Regions from separate parts of the Homo sapiens genome. Here region 1 is linked to region 2. The links are chromatin contacts, found by Hi-C or POLR2A ChIA-PET in ENCODE. All regions are on one chromosome and are shown on one strand. Each heading gives the region's core, a stretch centred on a gene start or an enhancer-like site at or near the end of the contact. The rest is flanking DNA. Distances are from core to core; before and after follow the strand shown. Region 1 holds the start of MAP3K20-AS1 (MAP3K20 antisense RNA 1). Region 2 holds the start of MAP3K20 (mitogen-activated protein kinase kinase kinase 20).

Region 1 (6,362 bases), core at 2,231-4,730, 210 kb after region 2:
TCTCTACTAAAAATACAAAATTAGCCATGCATGGTGGCACGTGCCTGAAATACCAGCTTCTTGGGAGGCTGAGGTATGAGAATTGCTTGAACCCAGGAGGCAGAGATTGCAGTCAGTCAAGATCATGCTCTGCACTGCAGCCTGGATAACAAAGCAAGACTCTGTCTCAAAGGAAAAAAAAAAAAAAAAAAAGAATAAGAAATACAGTTTGTAGAATTTTAGGGATCACTTAGTTCAGTGTTCCTTAAACTGAGATCAGACGTGTTCTAAAGGTCACACATTCTGTAAGAAATGTTTTAAAGTTTTGTGTTCGTATTTCCAGAACAATCTAAAAAATTAGTATGAATGTATTCTGGAGTATCCATGTGGCCACCTCAAAACTATACACTGCCATGCAAATTATTAAGTGAGTCTGGGTTTTTCTTAATGCCAAATAGTATTAATATTACTCTTGGTGGGCTAAAAATACAAGGGGAAATTTTAAACACACATGAAATGCATTTATGCCAAAGCTCACTGCATGTAGTAGTTTGGTTTCCCAGTAATTGGAACACAGAAAAACGATGACAGAATTGAGTAGGTGAAGACACTGTATTCATGATGGGAACAACAATTTTGCTCTAAAAAACATCCCCTTTCATATCCAATTAATGCTATTAAGTTTGATTTTGTTTATATTCAGTTTGTAAGTCTGTGAGAGATGTATATAGTTGAATGACAACTCTCAGGAAAGAGGTTTCTGCTTTTTGGAGTGGTGGTTTTCTTTTAAGTAACATCATAACCAAAGTAATTGAGTAATCCTAGGAGAATCTCATAATTCTTTCCCTTTAAAAGGATGTCATACATTACTCAAGTTTGAGAAATGCTGATTTAAGTCAACCCTACTGAGTTTTAGATGGTAGCCACAGGGCCTAAAATAAGCTACAATTAAATCATAGTTACAATTACTACTACTACTGAAAATGGGAGAGAAGAAAAAAAACAAGAAAAAGACATCAGAAAGTGACCAGTAAGATGATCAAGATAGGCATGGTAAACAACCCTGTAAACTAATACTTAAGACAGGGACTGTAACTTTTTCATCCCGAGTGCCCAGAATGTTAGATCCTCTGTTAAGTGGTAGTAAACTCAAGTGCCCAAGACCACGCAAGGTGGAGACAGAGCCAGAACTGGAGTTTTAGACCTGTATTCTCTCAACTCCACTCCTAGAGCCTTTAAACACCTGCCTGCCCGGATTACCTAACTGTCATCACTTTCTCATTTCTTTTTCCTGCCTTTTTTCTTTCCTCAGTTCTCAGTAGTAATAATAAATTTAACTATACTTTATAGCTAACTCTGTGCCAAGTGCTTTAAAAACATGTTCTTGTGCCATGTTTAATTAGACTCCGCAAATCCTGGATTGTCTTTACTTTTGTTTTCTTTGCAATTTTGTTTTTCCCATGTCTTCGTCTTGAAGTTTCTTGAGCTAGGCGGCTTTTCAAGCTGAATGGCTGCCGGTGTTCCTGAAGGGTGTGCACTTTCAACCTGAATTAGGCCATTGTGCCTATTATTGGGATCATGAATTAATGATACTTGTCAGTCATTATCTTGAGAGCTTTTTGTTGTCCTTAAAGACAGTTCATTTTGCTTGCTATTGTGACTGTGACAATTTGGTTCTCAGTAAAAGACAGTTTACATGCGAGTGGAAACCTTTGTGTTTTGTAGTGTTCTGCTATGAGTTATGTTTTCCTCAGCCAAGTTCCCTGAAAGAAAACACCCTTCCTGTTCTCCCCTCAATCCATTATTTCTACCATGACAGGTTTCTCAAGCAAACAGGAAAACCATCAAATGTAACAAACCTTTTTCTTTATGTAGCGCTTCACAGCCGAGCACAGAGGCTGGCCCCCATAACAGGCAACATTACCACCTTAGTTAAACACCGTTATCTCTGTTCTACAGAGGTGAAAAGATTTCCCTGGTGGTATTAGAAAAATCTAGAGTGCTGTCCAAATTTTAATGCAGAAGAACCAAAGTTTAGTCTTTTATCCAGATCATTGTGGTCCCATGTACATCAACCTTGCAAGACTGATTCCATTTATAGCTATAGAAAGATAAAAATGAGCATTCTATTCAACCTGCAGGGCCGTAATCAGACTGTGCTAGGTCTTGCTGCTACAAAAAGACAGCACTTGGCTTCCCTGAGTGGGAAATTAGCATGAACTCCATTAGTTTGTGTTTTATAAAGACACGAACATTTCCCCTAATACATATCTTAAAAGAGAATTTCTCAAAAGATAGCTATTCTCCCCAGCCTTGCTACCAATCACTCTGTTATAGCGGGATGGATATCTCAAGTTTTATTAACAAATTATTTTACTAAATAAAGCCTAGATAAAAGATACACTCGTTCTGAGCTCCCTAAAAAGTTAGTGTTCTATCAGTGCTGGAAAGAGCGACTGACTAAACATTGATTCTAGTTTTTTGTTTGGTTTGGTTTTGAGACCGAGTCTCGCTCTGTTGCCCACGCTGGAGTACAGTGGCGTGATCTCAGCTCACTGCAACCTTCACCTCCCTGGTTCAAGCGATTCTCATCCCTCAGCCTTCCGAGTAGTTGGGACTACAGGGGCCTGCCACCATGCCTGGCTAATTTTTGTATTTTTAGTAGAATCGGGGTTTTGCCATGTTGGCCACGCTGGTCTGTAACTCCTGACCTCAAATGAGCCACCCACCTTGGCCTTCCAAAGCGCTGGGATTACAGGTGTGAACCACCGCGTCCAACCTGATTCCAATTTAAAAACAAATGATTAAGAACAAAGACAACAAAGAAAAGCAATCATAACCAGCACACACACTCTTCTTAAAATTGCCATTCCTGAGTTTGCTGCAGCATGTGGAAACCAAAACATTACCATTAATAGACAAGGAAAGGAAAATAATCCCAATCCTTTCTGCACTTCCAGAGTTTGACCTTTAACAGAGTCAGAGCTGGGTTGAAGGTAAGGAGAAGCCAACATTAGCTCAGCTGGTTGTCAGACCCACCACTGAAAAGTACTGGCTCCTTTACCATAGTGAATAGCTTCTCTGACAAAATTAGGGTCTTTGGCAGGGGTGGGGGTCACTATTTTATTTTTATTTTTATTTACTTACTTATTTTTGAGACAGGGTTTCACTCTGTCACCCAGGCTGGAGTGCAATGATGCATTTGTGTCCGGAATTGGTGGGTTCTTGGTCTCTGCGACTTCATGAAGCCGCGGACCCTCCAGGTGTTACAGTTCTTAAAGGCGGCGTGTTTGGAGTTTGTTCCTTCTGATGTTCGGCAGCGTCTTCCTCCTGGCGGGCTGGTGGTCTCGCTGGCTCAGAAATGAACCTGCAGACCTTCTCCGTGAGTGTTACAGCTCACAAAAGCAGTGCGGACCCAAAGAGTGAGCAGCAGCAAGATTTACTGCAAAGAGTAAAAAACAAAACCTCCACAGCGCGGAAGCAGACCCGACCAAGTTGCCACTGATGGCTGAGGGAGGGCAGCCTGCTTTTATTCCCTCATCTGGCCCCACCCACGTCCTGCTGATTGGTCCATTTTACAGAGGGCTGACTGGTCTGTTTTACAGAAAGCTGATTGGTCCGTTTTGACAGGGTGCTGTTTGGTGCGTTTACAGTCCCTGAGCTAGACACAAAAGTTCTCCAAATCCACCCTAGATTAGCTAGACACAGAGCACTGATTGGTGCATTTACAAACCTTGAGCTAGACACAGGGTGCTGATTGGTGTGTTTACAAACATTGAGCTAGACACAGAGTGCTGATTGGTGTATTTACAATACCTTAGCTAGATATAAAGATTGTCCAAGTCCCCACCAGATTAGATAGATATAGAGTGCTGATTGGTGCATCCACAAACCTTGAGCTAGATACAGAGTGCTGATTGGTGCATCCACAATCCCTTAGCTAGACATAAAGGTTCTCCAAATCCCTACTAGACTCAGGAGTCCAGCTGGCTTCACCTAGTGGATCTCGCACAGGGGCCACAGGTGGAGCTGCCCACAGTCCGGCCCGTGCACCCGCACTCCACAGCCCTTGGGCAGTCGATGGGACCAGGGGCTGTGGAGCAGGGGGCAGTGCTCGTCTGGGAGGCTCGGGCCGCGTAGGAGCCCACGGCAGCAGGGAGGCTCAGGCATGGTGGGCTGCAGGTCCCGAGCCCTGCCCCGCGCGGAGGCAGCTGAGGCCCGACAAGAATTCCAGCGCAGCCCCGGCGGGCTGGCACTACTGGGGGACCTGGCACACCCTCCGCAGCTGCTGGCCCGGGTGCTAAGCCCCTCACTGCCCGGGGCCGGCAGCGCGGCCGACTGCTCCGAGTGCGGGGCCCACTGAGCCCACGCCCACCCAGAACTCACGCTGGCCCGCAAGTGCCAGCCGCAGCCCCAGTTCCCACCCACGCCTCTCCCTCCACACCTCCCCGCAAGCTCAGAGAGCCGGCTTCGGCCTTGGCCAGCCCAGAGAGGGGCTCCCACAGTGCAGTGGTGGGCTGAAGGGCCCCTCAAGTGCAGCCAGAGTGGGCGCCAAGGCCCAGGAGGCACCGCAAGCGAGGGGTGCAAGGGCTGCCAGCACACTGCCACCTCTCGCCTTCACAGCTCACTGCAGCCTCAGCCTCCCGGGCTCAAGCCTCAGCCTCCCGGGCTCAAGCCTCAACCTCCTGAGCTCAAGCAATCCTGTCACCTCAGCCTGCCAAGTAGCTGGAGCTACAGGCAGGCACCACTACGCTCAGTTAATTTTTGTATTTTTTATAGAGACACGGTTTCACCATGTTGCCCAGGCTTGTCGCAAATTCCTGAGCTCAAGCAATCTGCCCGCTTTGGCCTGCCAAAATGCTGGGATTACAGGCATAAGCCGCCATGCCAAGCTTTTTTTTTTTTTTAAGTTTGTTCTGGTGATATTTTATCTTCTCCTTACCTGAGGAAGAAGAATGCTCAGTAATTATTTCACTATGCTTACTAATTGTTTCACTAATAATTCACTTAGTAATTATTTTAGATTTGCTCCAAAATAAAAGTAAGATAAGTATCTTTAAAAGAATAAAGTGTATCTATGTAAAGTGCTCCATTCACCTGGCTCTTGTCATCATAACATAGCTGTTATTATGGTATTTGCTGTTGTTGTTGCTAGTATATTATTATATCTTAAAATTCAAAATAAAATGGTCAGGCCTGAGACAGAAATAGTAAGGCTCTAAACCAGCTTTCACTAGCAAAATAAGCATTTTTGCTTTGCTCTTTTTGTTAATCATCTTTGTTTAAACCATTCTCCCCAACCCTTTTCTTTGTTTTGTTTTTAAATTGCCTTATGCGGAGCTTGCAGTGAGCTGAGATCATGCCACTGCACTCCACCCTGGGTGACAGAGCTGGACTCCATCTCAAAAAAAAAAAAAATTGCCTTATGGGTAATAACTGTGTTTGTAGTGGATCAATATTAAAATTCCTTAAAATATTATAATCTAGTAAGCTTACTCCCAAAATAAATATACCTATTGTCTTCAGGCTTTGGCTACTGTAAAAGGATTGTATGTCAGGGACTTAGTTGTACAAGTTTACATGTTCCTAAACATTAAACACTATGGTGACTTAGTAAATTGAATAAAATTCTGTAAATTTTTAATGGATCCCCAAGATTCCAATCTGATATTATTACATTATTACTTTTTAGTCAAGTTAAAAAAAAAAAAAGTGTGTGTGTGAGTGTGAAAACAAAAGTCTGGAAGGATACACAATAGAATATTAATTTTGTTTATCTCTGGGTGGTGAGAGAGCAGCTGTGTATTTTTTCTTGTTTTGCCTATTTGTCTAATATGTCAAAAATGAGCATGAATTGCTTGTCTTTTTTCAGTTAAAAAATGTATTTCTGGCTGGATGTGGTGGCTCACACCTGTAATCCCAACACTTTCGGAGGCTGAGACAGGAGGATCACTTTAGGCCAAGAATTCCAGACCAGCCTAGGCAATGTAATGAGACCCTATCTCTACAAAAAAATAAAAATAAAAAAATAAAAAAATTAACTATATTTCTGTTAATATTATAATCTAATATATTTAGATAAACCTTCGAAAGAGAGCTTTCTACCTCCTTGGCCCAGTGGATTCTTTTGGTATCTCCCTACCCTCTGAAGGAATCACAACAGTTATCCATGAGAGTCTTTGTTGTCAGCACCCCTAATTCTAGCCAGGCATTTTCAAGGGGGTATCCAATAAGCCCTAGCACAAATCTGTACCACTGCTAGTAAAAAAACCCTCTGAGTTTTTGTTCTATCAGATGTGAGCTGACAATTTCATCTTTGAGATTAAGGCAACCCTACATTTTAACACATCACTTAGGAGCTGTATGGAGTAGGACATACTTTC
Region 2 (7,111 bases), core at 38-2,537:
CCAGGTCTGAGATCTTGGCATCATCTCTCTTCTTCTTCTCTTCTAAATCTTGTGGGTTACCAATTTCTGTGGCCTCTTGCTGAAACGTTTAATATTTCTCTCAATTCCATTTCTTCTTTTTTTTTTTTTTTTTTTTTTTTTTTTTTTTTTGAGACAGAGTCTCACTTTCATCCAGGCTGGAGTGCAGTGGCGCGACTGTGGTTCACTTTAGCCTCGACTTCCCCAGCTCAAGCGATTCTCCCACCTCAGCCTCCCGAGTAGCTGGGACTATAGATGTATGCCACCACATCAGGCTAATTTTCTGATTTTTTTGGAGATGAGGTCTCACTGTGTTACCCAGCCAGGTCTCAAGCAATCCTCTCAGCTTGGCCTCCCAAAGTGCTGGGATTACAGGTACCATGCCCAGCCCATTTCTTCTTTTTAATTCCATTTCCTACATCCTAACTCAGGTCCTCATGATCCCACAACCGGGTGGTGACAATATCTACTACTCATCCTGGTTCCATCCTAGCAACCCAACCTACAACTACTGTGGACTACTCTCTCAAAATTACCATTTAAACAGAATCACAAACCCCCATTTCACCCCTTTGATTCTAATTTTTCACAGCTCCCAGTGTCCATGGATAATAAAATTCAAATTCAAAATCCTGAATAATGTTGCCCATGCCCTTGCAACCTCCTCTCACTTTTCCTTCACAGAACCATCCTCCCCAATCAGAAATTTCTTTTCTTCCCAACGCCCACCTCCACCTTTGGCTTAGGCCTGTAACGGACTCTGGCTCCTCTTCTGAATTCTGCTCTGTTAAAATTAGCAACTAGAGCAGCAGACCACGGCCCCTCCTCAAAATTCCAGAGGTACCTACTGATCTTTCTAGAGAGGCAGCCTTCAGACCTATGTTCCCAGAAATCTCTACGTTTGTGCCTTTCCCAACTAGAGAATTAACTCTTGCGGGGCACAAAACAGCCTCTATTTCTTTGCGTCCCCAGCGCCTGTTTGTTGAAGACTGAGTTGAAGGAGTAGCAGGTGGTGTTAATTTGTCAAAAAGATGAGTTAAGGTGCTGGGGGCGAGGGGGAACACCCCCACGGCCCTCCCCCCACAGCAAGGCAGGTGTGTCTGGGGGCCTCGGCGGGTGCCGGGGCGCGGGGCGGATGGTGCCCCCCGGGCGCAGGCCAGGGAGGCCCGAGCGCCTTCCCCACGCCCCGCTCGCCCGCGCGTGTGAGGGGAGGGCGGCCCAGCCGTTTCGCGCCGGGAGGTAGGTGGTGCTGTTGCCGTGACTGTCTTCCTCATTGGCGCCGTGCAGAGAGGCGGAATGTTCAACTCCTAACTGCAGCGGAAACGTGGGAGCCGCGCGGGCCGCTGTCGTCCCAACCCCCGCCGCCCTCGTCGCGCGCGGGGCCTCCGCGCCCCCGGCTGCTGCTCACGCCCCGCCCGGGAGCCAGGTAGGGGTCAGGCTGGAGCCCGCGGAGGGCGGGGAGGGAGGGGGCGAGGCCCGCCGCGCTCGCGAGTCGTCCCTGCGTCTCGGGGCCGAGGCTCCGCCGGAGCCCGGGAGTCTAGGCGGCCTCGGGAGGCTCCTCGGGGCTCCCCTCCCCGACCCAGGGCCCGCCCGGCGGCGGCGGCCGGAGCGAGCGGGCGGGCGAGCGAGCGAGCGTTCGCGGCGCCCGGGAAGTCCTCGCGGGACCTTGGCCGCGGCGCCGCCAAGTGCGGTTCGGGAGAGTTCGGGCCGGTCCCATGGAGAAGTTGGCGCCTGGAGGCGCGGGCGCAGGCCGGAGCGGCCCCGGCTTTCGCGGTCCCGGGCGTGCGGCACGGGCAGGGGCTCCGCGAGCAGCAGAGCCGGCCAAGCAGCGGGTGACTGGGGCACTGTCGGGAGGCGAACCGCGAGGCCCCCAAATCAGGGTAGGGTGCAGGCCACTTCCCAGCACTCGCTGTGCGTGCGAGGAGGGACGACGAACTTCTGCTTTTCTAAGAACTCGACCGCGAGCGGTGTTGCTTCCCATCCATTTTCCTTCATTCTGTTTTCCTCACACAATTAGGCCATGCGAATAACCAGCAGGAACAATGAACACTAAAGATTAGTTTTAAAAACATGCGTAAATGTATCCAGAGCCACCGCTCCCCGCCCTTCCTGCCCCGGGCTTGGGCAGCATGAAGCGCCCGCCCTCTCGGGCTTCCCCCTTTCCTCCCACCGGAGCCGGGGATGTCTCCTTTGGCGACCCTCAGGCAGCGGCTTTTTGTGGGCTCCCAGACCTGCACCAGGCCCAGAAGTGCTTACCCAGGCCGTCGCCTCGTCTGGCCTCGCTTGCCCATGACAGCTTTCAGAAAACTTTAATTCAGGACTGGCTAGATGACATCCGATTGCCTAAAAAATTTTTTTAAAAAGTTATCTCTGTTAGATCGCTGAAAATGTTATGTTTCTGATGCGCTTTGAGATCGCGCATAAGTACTGTTTATGGGGAACTTAATTACTATTTTTGTTAGTTTCTGTAATAATGAAAGCAACACAATTTAGGGGCCCATTCCAAGTATGGTACAGTAAGCAGCTCTCGATACTGGTGTGTGAGAATCGTCTTACAGAGTGAATTTGAGGATGTTTGACTTAAGATTGTTGAAAACTGTACTCCTTCTTTAACCCCGAAGCTGTTTTGGAAGAGCCTTCTTGCTTCCTCGACCTTCGTTGAAATGAACAGCTAGGATTTAGTGGATCCAAACCTCCAAACACGTTTAAAGACAAAAATAAACAAGTGATTCAAGGCTAGTTAATGTCCTCTTTGTAGTAGGCCTATCTCCACAGTGAAATTTCACTTGTTTTTCAATTTTCCAAAAAAAAAAAAAAAAAAAAGTGATGGCTGCATTTTAATTATGGTTATGGTCATTTGTAGAGTCTTTGTTTTAAATTCCTGCTACTATAGTGAGAGATTTAGGAGATTGTAAATGAATACGAATTTAGTTTGGGAAAACAGAATTAAGATAAAGAAAAATGGTCTTTTGGACCACTGCACTGTTTATTTTAATCTATCACAATTTAATTCCTACTATAACTTTTTGAGATTATTTGGGGAGTTTTTTAACTACAAAATATTGTTTAAATAAAAAAATTTAGTGATAATAATTCCAGAGTAAATGACCATGATGCAATTGCAAGGACTTTCTCCGTTGTCTAAAAAAGCAAATAGATGATTGATCCGTTTTTCTTAATCTTTTAGGGAATATATAAGGACACAGTAAAGAGAGAAAAAAAAATCCAAATATTAAACACTCGGACTTGGATCTAAAAATGGATGGTCAAAGATCTTGGGAACTAAGGGGCCTTCTTGCCAAATAAGGAAACTTGGCAAGTTGCACTGTGTATTTTAACTTAGCACAAGAGTGAGTGTTATTGGCAATATATTGGCTCAGAGCCTATCTGGAATGAGCAGTGAAACTGACTTTGATAGGGCTACAAAATTATAAATAGGTTTGTGGGGGCGTGGAGTGAATAATCGAATCATCAGAGAAAACACTGAAAACTTTTCATGAAAATAAGTCAGATGTAAGGTGAAGCTATTAGTGTGGAGTGACAGAGCAAAATGGACAGTTTATTTTAGAAAGTGGTAGATTCAGAAGAGAGGAGAGAATCAGTGGTTTTTTTGTTTTTGTTTTGTTTTTGTTTTTGTTTAAACTGGAAAAAGATGTTTGTGGGGATATAATACTTCTTGGAATAAGATAGCCCTATGTCTGTATCCTGAGATGTTGGAAATAAAAATGAATTTAGATCACTTGTTTTCCATTTTATTCTACCCAGGACAGATTGACAGGGTGAGTATCTTGTCTATCTAAATGTAGTAGGAACAGTTAAGGCACCTTTTGGTCTTACTGCAAGGAAGATTTAGGCTAGTTTTTTGGTAGCTATTAACTTTGCCCCACTAGACACAAATAAGCAGAGTTCCAGCTGTGACCAGAAAATTGTACCTGGTAAGGGAAGAGGACTATGAATGCTAGAGCTTAGATTGATTCGACTGATACATGGGTGCTTTTATGTCAGACCCTCCTACGGATGCTGAAGCATCGTCCTAATAGCTGTTAAGTAATCCCAGCACAGTAGAAGAATCTGTGAGAACAAAGCAGCCCCACATTTGACACCCTAACCCCAGTGTCTTCAATTGTAATAGGAAATTAAAGCCTCAAATTGAACTTTAGGTGGATGGTGAGCAATCCAGTAATTACTGTAATAAGAAAATAGTTTAAATAGGGTAAACAAAAGGCAAATTAGAAGGAGGAGGCAGAATGTTATTAACAAAAAGACATGATATGGTAGAAAACAATGATATGACTTTGGAGTCAGGCCTGAATTTGACACAAGTTGTGTCACCTGTAAGGTAGTTGGCTTGAGCTACTTTCATACCCCTGATCCTCAGTTTTCTCACTCATGTAAGTTAGGAACAGTAGTACCTGCTTCCTAAGGATAAGTACAGTCATGTGTCCATTAATGATGGGGATACGTTCTGAGAGAACTGTGTTGTTACGTGATGTTGTAGTTGTGTAAATACCACAGCGTGCACCTACACAAACCTAGATGCTATAGCCTACTACACACCTAGGCTGTGTGAGATAGTCCGTTGCTCCTAGGCTACAGACCTATGTAGCATGCTGCTATACTGAATAGGCAGTTGTAACACAGTAATAAGTATTTCTATCGAAAAATAGAAAAGGCACAGTAAAAATACAGTATAAAATATACAGTATCAAAGATAAAAAATGGTACACCCGTATAGGGCATTTACCATGAATGGAGGTTGCAGGACTGGAAGTTGTTTGGGGCAAGTCAGTGAGTGAGTGGTGAGGGAATGTGAAGGCCCAGGACATCACTGTACACTACTGTAGACTTTATAAACACTGTACACTTAGGCTCTACTAGATTTATTTAAACATTTTTCTTCAATAATAAATTAACCTTAGCTTGCTGTAACTTTCTTGTTTTATAAACTTTAAACTTTTTTTTAACTTTTTGAGTCTTTTGAAATAACACTTAGCTTAAAACACAAACACATTGTACAGCTATACAAAAATTCTTTATATCCTTATTCTGTAAGATTTTTTTTCTATTTTTAAATTTAAAAAAAAATTTGTTTTGCTTCTTAAACTTTGTTAAAAACTAAGACAGAAACACACACATCAGCCTAGCCCCACATGGGGTTAGGATCGTCAATATCACTGTTTTCTACCTCCACATCTTGGCTCACTGGAAGGTCTTCAGGGGCAGTAATGTATATGGAGCTGCCATCTCCCCATCTCCAGTGATAACAATGCCTTCTTCTGGACACCTCCTGAAGGACCTGCCTCAGTTAATTTTCTTTTTTTTTTTTTTAAGTGGAAAGAGTATGCTCTAAAATGAGGATAAAAAGTATAGTAAATACATAAATGAGTAACACAGTCATTATCCTTATCAAGCATTGTGCACTGTACATAATTGTATGTGCCGTACCTTTATACAGCTGGCAGCATAATAAGTTTGTTTACACCAGCATCACCACAAACACATGAGTAATGCATTGTGCTATGATGTTAGGAAACTGTGCCATCACTCAGCAATAGGAATTTTTCAGCTTTATTACAATCTTATGGGATCGCTGTTATATATGCAGTCCATTGTTGACTAAAGCATAGTTATGTGGTGCATGACTTTATGAGAAAGCACATAGAAATGCTTGTAACAGTGCCTGAAATTTCAGCCACTGTATCAATGTGGTAAAGAAGGATGTTTTACTACATCTCTCAAGTTATACGCAGAGCTGCTTGCCCACTGTCCTAGTCTGTTTTCTGCTGCTAGAGCAGTCTGTCACAGCCTGGGTAATTTACAAGGAACAAGGGTAATTTATTTGGCTCATGGTTCTGGAGCCTGGGAAGTCCAGGTACATGGCTCTGGCATCTGGCGAGAATCACCCATTGTGGAAGGGTGGAAGGCGAAAGCAAGCCATGAAAGACAAAGAGAAAAAGTGAACTCCTGAGATAATTAACCTACTCCCAGGATAACAGTGAGAATCCATTTATGACCTAATCACCTCTTAAAGGTTCTGCTTCCCAGTACTGTTACATTAGCGATTAAGTAATTAAGTTTCAACATGAATTTTGGTGGGAGCATTCCTACCATAGCACTCAGCTCTTCCAGCTAAGGCTTGCCTTTGGTACCCTGTCCTGTTCCCAAGTTATACTTATGTAGTGGGTATGTAGGTTTTCATAACTACTCTCCTGCTTTGAGTATAAGTGTTTCTAAAGTGTGCTTTAGAACCACTTGGAACCATTTTTATAGCTAATTTTGAGCAAGGCCCCAATACCCTTCTTTCTGGACTCATCTCCAGGCTTCCATTTAAGAAAACCAAAAAGAAAAGGAAAGAATTGCTGTCTGCACGTCATGTAATAAATCTTTACTTATTAAACTTTTCTACCAAAGTACTCTATTGTGGGGATAAATGAATGTTTTCCTTCAAGAATTTGTCCGTATAGCCACAGATACCCCAATGCAAGCAAGTACTTGCTTTAAAATTTTATATTTAATCTTAAAAATTTATGTGGATTTTGCATTCTCTTCTGTCCTACACTGTTTTACTTAAATTGAACAAATCGATACAGACACATATTTTAAAAAAGACAAATTTTTTTTTTTTTTTTTTTTAGAAACAGAGTCTTGCTATGTTGTCCAGGCTGGCCTTGAACTCCTGTGCTCTAGCAATCCTCCCACCTGAACTTTCCCTGTAGCTGGGGCTGAGGGTATGTGCTACCTTGCCTGGCTTATTCCCCATAGTGTTAAAGTGAAATTGATGCTGTAGGACAGCTGTTTATTCATATCACCTTCTGCACAGTACTGTGTAATACCACGTATGGGAATAAGCACACGAGGAACATGGGATTGGTCCTAATAAAGAGTCCTGCACCATTAAGCTCTGCAGCCCAATACTGCATGGGGTAGTGCAATTCCATTTTGCTGATAAAAGAATAGGGGTAGATCATCATCCAAAGAGTTTTGATGTTAGGTGGTTATACGATGGCTTTCAAGACAAAGAGATCTCTTTGCTTTGGGAATTGGGGGGAAGGAAGAGGAAAGTTTTAGGATAGAAACCTGGAATGTGGCTCTT

The links. A loop is a pair of places that touch in the nucleus more often than their neighbours do. ChIA-PET counts read pairs that join two places held with the same protein, here RNA polymerase II (POLR2A). Pooled maps may share reads with other maps.
Region 1: a loop to region 2 is called in a map of prostate gland, with 3 times the contacts of the local background. The contact joins the promoter of MAP3K20-AS1 here to the promoter of MAP3K20 in region 2. A Hi-C loop is called at or near these places in 1 of 168 maps with a recorded cell type or tissue (prostate gland) and 2 of 50 pooled maps. POLR2A ChIA-PET finds 5 or more read pairs at or near these places in 2 of 52 experiments (activated CD8-positive, alpha-beta memory T cell and activated T-cell).

The regions. Positions count from the first base shown.
Region 1 is chr2:173,278,556-173,284,917 of GRCh38, forward strand. MAP3K20-AS1 (MAP3K20 antisense RNA 1) reads right to left here and starts at 3,481. Exons shown (of 8, transcript NR_033882.1): 1 at 3,127-3,481.
Region 2 is chr2:173,074,559-173,081,669 of GRCh38, forward strand. MAP3K20 (mitogen-activated protein kinase kinase kinase 20) reads left to right here and starts at 1,288. Exons shown (of 20, transcript NM_016653.3): 1 at 1,288-1,444. RefSeq lists silencers at 983-1,032, 1,113-1,852.